Linked DNA regions of Homo sapiens: region 1 is linked to region 2. A link is a contact called in ENCODE Hi-C or POLR2A ChIA-PET data. All regions are on one chromosome and are shown on one strand. The core of a region is the stretch at or near the end of the contact, and the rest is flanking DNA. Distances in the headings are between cores, read along the strand shown.

Region 1 (4,844 bases), core at 1,517-4,016, 120 kb after region 2:
AAAACTGACACAAGCTGGCTGGCTTTAACAACAGAAATTGGCTGTGTCACAATTCTGGAGGCTGGAAGTCCAAGATCAAGATGCTGGCAGGGCAGGTCCTTTCTAAGGACTGTGGGAAGGAGCTGTTCCGGGCCCCTGTCCGGGCGTATGGATCCATCTTCATCACGGCATGGCCTTCTCCCTGTATGTCTGTCTCTGTGTCCAAATTTCCCCTTTGTTTGAAACCAGTCACACTGGATTAAGGCCCACCCCAATGACCTCACTTTAACTTGATCACATTTATAGAGACCCTATCTCCAAATGAAGTCACCTTCTGAGGTACTGGGGGTTCGGACTTCCACGTGCCAATCTGGGGTGGAGGAGACACAATTCCACCACCATGCGCACTGACAGCCCCATGGCCGGCGCACACCCTTGGTGCCAGCCCCAGAGTGACTGGCGGTCACTCTGGGGGCCCCTCCCTTTTCTTTCACACGTGCTCACTTTGCAGCTGTCCAGGCCATTCTGCCCTCATCTGAGGAATTTGCAGAAATTCCCCAGAACTCAGGCTTGGTGATTTCACCCTTCCCTGTTTTCAGCCAGCACAGAGTTTTGTCCTAGGCTTCTGTTTCTCTGCTGAATTCAGTAGGGATTGAGGAGGGAGCAGAGACTCATGGGTGGGTTCAAACCCCTTCCTTGAAGCTGATGTTGCTTTAAATCTGCTTCCCTGGAGGGCCACAAGTGGGCCAGGACGCTGTGTATGGTCCTGCAGACAGCTTCCTGCTCCTGCCCCGTCCTGCCCTTGGACAGAATTGGGCCGTGGACTCATTTTCTTAGGGGACTCCTCCAACCCTCATGGGGACACATCTGCTCCTTAAAGCGTGGGTTCTCTGCTACAGATTCTGAGGGAACGGTCTGTAGCTGGAGAGACTGAGGAATGAAAGGTACATTCAGGCCATGCAGAGTCACTTAGCTGAAGGGTGGGGCGGAGATGGACAGCTGGACAAAGGGGCACAGAGAGGTTCGGCCTGAGGAAAGTTGAGAGGAGGGACTGCATTATCATGGAAGGACATGCTGCTTTGATCCGGATGAAGGAGCTCCCATGTCTTCTAGCCATTTAGGTGCAGCAAAAGATTTGCATTAAAACCCAAGTTACTGGAGTGAAATACTGAGGGGAATGTGGTTCATGAGAATAGCAATTTACATTTGAAAAACATTTTAAATCATGTCTTAAAGGATTCATAATTGTAGGGCTTCTTAAAACTAGTGGTTTTCATTCAGAGGCCCCAGGGCATGCTTGGATTTCCCGCACAGGCTCCTGTGGCCAACTCCAGGGAAAAAGGAGAAAGGATTGGAGCAGATGCCAGAAGCACCCCGCTCTTTCCTCTCCAGCTCACCCTGGCTTGGAGCAGAGACGTCATCTATCACTTGTTTGGTACAACAAGCTCCCACACAGGATTTTATTTGGTAAAAGATCTCCATGATTACAAAAAATAAATGCATGCATGCATACAAGAATATATACATTAATTCCACTGGTTTAGCTAATTAGTTTTCCATGCATATATTTTTATAAGATTATATACATGGAAAACTCATTTACACAGGTACTCAACTATACAGTACAGATACTCAACATACCCGTGATTTCAAGGTCGTAACTGCTGCTTGAAGGTGGACATGTGTGTCTATAGTTCATTCCTAATGAGAAAGATCATCTTCAACACAATAAGGAACACACTTTAACCTAAGAGGGGTGTCATCTCCAGAGAGGATGTTCCAGCCATTGAAAACAAGAAGTGCTCTGAAGCAGATCGAACTCTGGCTTGGATGCTCTGGCAGAGTCCTGTGTGTACCAAATTAGCATTTCAAAATGAAGCCAAGTAAGAGAACCAGCTCCTTCCTGAAAGAGGCCATGAGGGTCTAAATGTCCCACAGATCTGGCTGTCTCTGTGGGAAACCACCTCTTGGAGAAGGAAGATCTGAGCTAGCAGGGCCGTGCATCTTCCCGAAAGCTCCGTGTTCCTGCTTCAAGGCTATGCTTCCCAAGAAAGCAGATCACGGGGTTATTTTCCTGACGCTCCCCTCCTGGGGGATTAAAATTCTTATATTTTGACATGGGGGCAGTGAGCAGAGTGGCCAGAAGGACAGTCTTTGGTGGCTGCTTGGCCCCTGGCCTGGTTTGATTCTGTTCCCGAATCATTAGTGGAGAACTCCTATATTCAAAGAACGGTGGTAAGAGCTGGGAGTACAAAAGTGAGAGGGAAAAAAAAAAAAAAACCGTCTTTGCCCTTAAGGGGCTTTGGTGTATTTGCAGGAGAGAGTCTCATGAACAGATGACTGAACGTCACGTGGAAAGTGCTATCCTAAAAGTGCACTGTAGCACCAAGGAGCACCAAGGTGAGGTAGAGTCCAGTGCAGAAGCTAGAGGCGGCCTCTGGAGCAAATTCACCTCCACTGCCTCACAGGACTCTATGGATTATTGGTCTATAAATACCTCTAGCCATCACAAATGCACTTTCGCAGAAGGATTGAATTTCAGCATTAGAAGCAACCTTCCTAGCCGTTAAACCCTTCACGGATCTGATGCTGGAAGCCCCTCTAGGACACACCCACCAAATGGCTTTTTTGAGTTGCTTTTAGGACAGGATACTCACTACCATGTGGGGAGGTGCTTGGACTACCTGGGCGCCCATTGAGAGGCGTCTGGCTTTTAGAGCTTGCTGCCAGCTTTGGGGAGTGTGAAGGCTGAGGAATGACGCTCTGTGTGTCTGGCTCAGCCAGCAGGCACAGGGCTCCAAGCACGGGGATTCCAGGGCCTCAGGTTGCATCTCAAGTGGCGTAACTGAGCAGTCAGCTGCTGGCAGTCACTCTGAACACACGCTGCTCCTCAGGGCACGGCATGTGCCTCCCAAGGCAGCCAGCCCATTCCAAAGGGTCAGAGCAAAGCACACAGTGCCCTCAATAGTCTGCTCCCTTATTCAGCCCTGGCCTATGGTAACCTAAGCCTAGGCAGGGGCTGTGGGCACCGCATCCCTCAGCTCAGCTCAGCCTCTAAGTGCATTGTGCTCTGTTTCCACGTGCTGCTCACCTTGTTTTGGGGATTTCTAATCTCACTCACATCCTTCTATTTCTCTCATGGCCTGCAGGTCCCCTTTTACTATTCCAGGTGCATCAGAAGTGACGGTTCCCATGAGCATAGGGGCTGTGTCTCTAGTGAGCTTTTCCCAGTAAAGTCATATTATCCATGTCAGTTCCACCTTCAACCCCAACATTCCCTGACTTTGTCGTTCAACTCCCTTGTCCCCTACGGATCCCTCTTTTTCACAACTTCTAAGACACTTGCAGTCCACACCTTGTTAGCAAGTTCTCCATTACATGCTGCTTTGTGCTATTTTCCACTGGTTTCCTCTCTGCCGTCCTCCCTCCAGCAAGCCCCTAATAAAGAAGAATTTTGTTTCATCCACCTCTGATATTCTTTGAAGGACATGTAGGTTTCAATGAATGTTTGTCGAATGAAGAAATGAATACACAATTTGAGCCCTGCTCCCCCAAATCTTATATATAGGGGCACAGAGAAACAATAATGAACAATTACAAAGAAGCAGGAGGAGTATGTGCAGGATATGGAGGCAGCCCAGAAGTCCGACGCAGTAAGTACAGGTCCTCAGGAAGCATTAGGTTGCTGGACAAGCAAGACATACACAAGATCCATTTCTCCCACCTCTGCTTGTTATCCATTCCACACAGACACCAAGCCACCGTTCTTTCCTTACAACAGGCATCTTGGCTTGACGCAAAAATAAGAAAAAAATCTTACCATGAAAATCACGGTGACTGCTTCTGTTCAATGCTTTATAGTCTTCAGGGCATTCTGTGACCAAATCACTTGTGTATGCCAATGATGGATGAGATGCCTTCTGCAGCTCTTTCTACATCAAATCCCTTGATTTGTGGAAAAAAGCAGAGATCACAAGTGACTTTCCTGAGTCCCCGCAGGCAGGTCAACATGGGACTGGAACCAGGATCCAAGGAGCTCCACGTTATCCCACACTAAATCTCTTCTGTCCAGCTGCCTCTCCCTCCCCAGCCTCTCCTGGAGTTGGAATGAACTCTTTCCACAGTCTGCCTCAAATGATCGGATTATTGGACAGCATCTTTGCTTTCAGGAAAAATGCTATGGCAGCCACAGTGACACCCAACTTACCTAGTGATGACAAATTATATGTGGCGTTCCAAGCTGTACCTGGGGGTTTTCAGGGTTATTTGCACCTAATTATAGGCCCCCTCTAAGACTCCCACAGTTGAAGTCCATTACAGTAAAACTCTTCCCTGATTGCATTTTTTTTTTTTTTGAGACGGAGTCTTGCTCTGTTGCCCAGGCTGGAGTGCAGTGGCACAGCTTTGGCTCACTGTAACCTCCACCTCCTGGGTTCAAGTGATTCTCGTGCCTCAGCCTCCCAAGTGTCTGGGATTAGAGGTGCACGTCACCATGCCTGGCTAATTTTTGTATTTTTAGTAGAGACGGAGTTTCATCATGCAGGCCAGGCTGGTCTCAAACTCCTGATCTCAAGTCATCCACCCACCTCGGCCTCCCAAACTGCTGGGATTACAGGCGTGAGCCACTGCGCCCAGACTCTCATTGGATTTTATTAGTAATATAGTGACAGAAGGGTGCAAAGAACCATGTTTCCACCATTAAAGAAATTTGGGGTCTGGGAGCGGTGGCTCACGCCTGTAATCCCAGCACTTTGGGAGGCCGAGGCGGGCGGATCACGAGGTCAGGAGATCGAGACCATCCTGGCTAACACGGTGAAACCCCGTCTCTACTAAAAATACAAAAAAATTAGCCGGGCGTAGTGGCG
Region 2 (4,574 bases), core at 748-3,247:
GCCTGGCGTGGTGGCACGTACCTGTAATCCCAGTTACTTGGGAGGCTGAGGCAGGAGAATCACTTGAACCCGGGAGGTGAAGGTTGCAGTGAGCCGAGATCATGCCACTGCACTCCAGCCTGATGACAGAACGAGACTCCATCTCAAAAAAAAAAAAGTTGTTTTTCAATGTCAGTCTTCTCACTACTTGGTATTCAACATTATACATATTAATTGTGATGCAATAATGAAGGAAGTACATTCAGATTGGAAATTAAAACGAAGCAATGCCTATTTGGTGTATATATACCTTCTGAGTGCATAGTGTGAAGGTATTGGCAGAATATAAAATTTATTTTCCACACAGACTGTTAGGATAAGGGGTACCCAAATGAGGATTTCAAAGTAGGAATGAGTGGTTGTGAGGTTTTTGTTGTTGTTGTTTGTTTATTTACTGTAGAGATGGGGATCTCACTTTGTTGCTCAGGCTGGTCTTGAGCTCCTGGGCTCAAGTGATCCACTCACCTTGGCCTCCCAAAGTGCTGGTATTACCGGCGTGAGCTGCCACAGCCAGCTATGAGTGTGTGCGTGTGTTTTTTAAGGCATTATTACTACGTGGCACTGATAATATCAGTTAAGGCCCTTTAAATAATATCAAGTGATTTGTCCATGTGGCACGTGGAATATCTTAGCAATGTATTTGGCAATTCATGAGGATTGTTAGAGATGGACGCTGGATGCAGATGACTTAATTGCTAAGAATTTGACTCCTTTCAGATATTTGATGATTTTCTTCAATTACTAGAGGAAGAGAGTAGTGGCATGTTGTTGGGTACACAATACTTCAAAACTGTAACTGAAGGATGCCATGGAATTTGAAAAATTCCAAAGCCCAATTCAAATAAAAAGTGTGTTAGGAACCATTCACTGCTACCTTCCAGCTTTTGAGTTTAATACACTCTTACTGCACTTCTAAATGTTCAGATGGATGCAGGGAGTACAGAACAGTTTCTCACCATATTCTATTTAGTTCTTCGTCAGGTGATTTCTGAAAGAGCCACCTAAAATTTCCTTCGGTCTGAATGGCCTACAATTGTGAGCTAGGATTCTATGTTTTTGATATGCTTAGATTAACATTAAATTTACTTTTTAGTACTTTCATGACTTTTTAAAGTCCATGATCATCTGAAATTTATATTAGCATATCAAATGAAATTACACTCTAATTTTTTTTCCAAAAAGCCAGTTATTAGGTCATCCATCCTTTTCTTCATCGTTATGAACCGTGGATTTTATTGGATCCACACACACATGTGCGCCTATTTTTGGACTTTCTATTTCATTGATCTGTCTGTCTATCCCAGTCATAATTACTATAGTTTAAAAATACTGCTTCTGGAATAATAATCAAGTGAAAATGGATGAAAAGTTTTTTTAAAGATAATGAGAGAAATCTTACCTTAAAAATAACTTCAAAGTTATTATGAAGTATTTCATCTATCACTAGAAGATAATATATGCTGTATTATACATGCTTTACTTTCTTGCCCTCTGCAAGCCTGCACACATGAACAGCTTTCTCTGTGTCAAAGCAACTCACATTGACTTCATTGTCTCTCTGATTGCTGCTTTTCTCTCCTTCCTTTCACTGCCGATCCGCCCCTGCTGCCATGGAACGTGCTCCTCTTTCCCTTAAATTCCTGTGTTATCTGGGTACACTGCACTCCCCAAAGAGAACTATTAAAAGTTATCAGTGACCTCCTTCTTGTCCTTCAACTCTATTTCTGATCTTCAGCCTCCCGCACCTCCCTTATATAATGTTGCCCCTCAGCACACCCACCTTGGTACCCTCTCTCCACTAGCTACCCTGGACCTCCTCTGACTTTCCTGCTGGGAACTTCTCTGCCTTCTTGCTTTTCCTGCATGTGTGCTGCCTGTACACACTTCACTTCAAGTGTGACTGGGGGCGCCTTGCACACATTCCTTAACCTTGCTCCCCGCCTCCTGTGGTTTGGATATGGTTTGTTTGGTCTGGCCAAGTCTCCTGCTGAAATTTGATCCCCATTGTTGGAGGTGGGCCTGGTGAGAGGTGTTTGGGTCATAGGGACGGATCCCTCATGAATGGCTTGGTGCCATTCTCTCAGGAGTGGGTAACGTGTCATTCTTAGTTCCCAAGAGAATTGCTTGTTGAAAAGAGCCTGGCATCTTCTTTTCTCTCTCTTGCTCCATCTCTCATCATGGGACACACCGGTTCCCCTTCCTCTTCTGCCATGAGTGGAAGCTTCCTGAAGCCCTCACCAGAAGCAGATACTGGCACCGTGCTTCTTACAGCCTTTAGAACTGTGAGCTACATAAATCTCTTTCTTTATCAATTACCCAGTCTCAGACAACACAAACAGACTAAGACACCCCCAAACCCTGAGAGTATGAGTTGGTTTAGTTCACGTGGCTTGTGTTCATCAAGGACCAGCTGAACGTTTTCACAGCGTGGTCTACTGTCAGCTAACACCTCCTGGTCTAAAAGGAACTGCCCATCTTCCTGTGGTCTCCCAGAACAGCTCCTCTCCTTGACACTCCGATGGCACCATTGTCCCCAGCACCTCCAAGACATCTTCTGGATGTGCGTGAAAGGAGCCCCTAATTTACAAACCCTTACCACGTGATTTCTCCTCCTTCCACTCTGCTGCCTCCGCTAGCTTATTCTTCCTACTTCCTAAGTAGGTTCCATGGAGGCTTCTATTAAAAGCTTTTCTGGCTTCCTGATCCCAACAGGATTAATCAAAATTTCTTACCTTGGCACCCAAGAACCCTGGTGTCAGTGCACAGACGTTGTTTGCAGCATCTGTACTCACTGCCACCCTGATTGATACTGAAGTCAACAGGATTTGGATTTCAAGCTGGACTTGGTCTCGCAGTGGCTATGTGGGCTTGGGCAGGTTATTCAGCCTCACTCTCATCAAAGACCTTGGGTGGCGTAAGTGGGATTTCCTACATGTAGCCTGTATGTGTCAAACGATGAAGACCCTCCAGTGATCAAGGATCTTGCTTGTTGAACATAGACGCAGAACGTGGCTACACTGTACAACAGTAATGGTAACACCCCTGGACTTCAGAAGGTGAACAAAAGGGCTCCCCTCCCTTCCTTCTTCCATCTTCTCAGAGGTCAACACAGGGACCCTCCTTTGTTTCTTCTCTGCTCGTGGAGATCAACAAAGCGATTCTCTCTTCCTTTCTTCTTGGTCACCCCTTTTGACCCATTGGAGCTATTTATTTCTTGGCATCCCCAAAATGACCATTACATGTAATAGGTGTTCTGTAAGACTTTGCAAATGAATTGTTGCATGAGACCACCCATTCATTGTATAGAGAAAAGATCACTGAGAATGAACAGATCTTGGTTTAGGTTCAGATTTGCCCTATTCTGACTGCATCACATTCAACAACTATATAACCTTGCTAAGCTTTAGTGCCCTAAATTTTCATGGGGTGCTCTGGTCAGTGTTCAATAGCCGCACGTGGCTAGTGGCTGTCATTCAGACAGATAAGATGTAGAATATTCCCATCATTGCAGAAAGCCCTATTGGACAGTGCTGATAGATAAAACACTACAAGAAGGGTGGTGTGTCTGCCAATAATGTCATTAAATACTATTTATGGGAAATGCCTAGAACAGAAGCTACACAGACAACAGAAACACTGCATTTGGCAGAGGAGACAGCCTCTGTCTCTAGATTACTCCAGTGTGTCCATGGAACTCGATTAGTAGGGATTCAGACAAACAACTAAAAGACCCCATTGCAATCATCTGGGCTCATTGAATGATAGGAAAGAAGAGGAAAAGGCTACCTTGGAAAGGTAGCCCCACCTTACACAGGAGCCCCTAGTGTTCAGCCAAAGATACCAAGCAATTCTAAAAGATAATCTGAGGCTTCAAATGGGAAGTTATGGCTTTCAGGTTTTGTTTTTTGTTTTTTGTTTTTTTGAGACGGAGTCTCGCTCTGTCGCCCAGGCTGGAGTGCAGTGGGGTGATCTCGGCTCACTGCAAGCTCCGCCTCCCGGGCTCGCTCCCATTCTCCTGTCTCAGCCTCCCGAGTAGTACTTTTAGCAGAGACGGGGTTTCACCGAGTTAGCCAGGATGGTCTCTATCTCCTGACTTCGTGATTCCCCCGCCTCGGCCTCCCAAAGTGCTGGGATTACAGGCGTGAGCCACCGCACCTGGCCAGCTTTCAGGTTTTTAAGCTTCTTAATCGATGTAAGAAATCGAGCCTTCAGTCAAAAAGGCAAAGGGAGCTGCATGGTATTTAGCTCAGGGAAAGAGATTGGGAGGCAATGTATAAGAGATTATAGCTTATCCCAACGAGGAGATATTATCAGATGATTGCCGGACCTCCAATTTCCCCAGATCCCCTTCAATATAGTTCTATAATGTGTTACTATTAACAAATGCCTTGGCTGGATTTGGCATTACCAGCCTTACCCTTAGTTCCTCGAGGGCAATACCTATGTCCATCTTTTCACTCTTCACAGCACAACCACAGTGCTCCTGCAGGACTCAAGATTCATGTCACTCCTTGCCTTAAAACCCTCCAAAGGGT

Evidence for each region. Hi-C counts contacts between places; a loop is a spot of excess contacts on that map. ChIA-PET counts read pairs that join two places held with the same protein, here RNA polymerase II (POLR2A). Pooled maps may share reads with other maps.
Region 1: a map of Right ventricle myocardium inferior shows a loop between it and region 2 (4-fold over the local background). The contact joins two enhancer-like sites. A Hi-C loop is called at or near these places in 1 of 168 maps with a recorded cell type or tissue (Right ventricle myocardium inferior) and 5 of 50 pooled maps. POLR2A ChIA-PET finds 5 or more read pairs at or near these places in 2 of 52 experiments (AG04450 and T-cell).

What each region holds. Positions count from the first base shown.
Region 1 is chr17:15,412,310-15,417,153 of GRCh38, forward strand. No RefSeq gene overlaps it. Among named protein-coding and RNA genes, the nearest start is that of CDRT4, 53 kb to the right of the region's middle. Within about 2 kb of position 2,767, at least 6 of the 41 ENCODE cell types and tissues checked have a DNase peak (open chromatin) inside an H3K27ac peak, as active enhancers do.
Region 2 is chr17:15,290,159-15,294,732 of GRCh38, forward strand. The region is part of intron 1 of LOC124903932 (a long non-coding RNA gene); the gene reads left to right. Among named protein-coding and RNA genes, the nearest start is that of PMP22, 27 kb to the left of the region's middle. Within about 2 kb of position 1,998, at least 2 of the 41 ENCODE cell types and tissues checked have a DNase peak (open chromatin) inside an H3K27ac peak, as active enhancers do.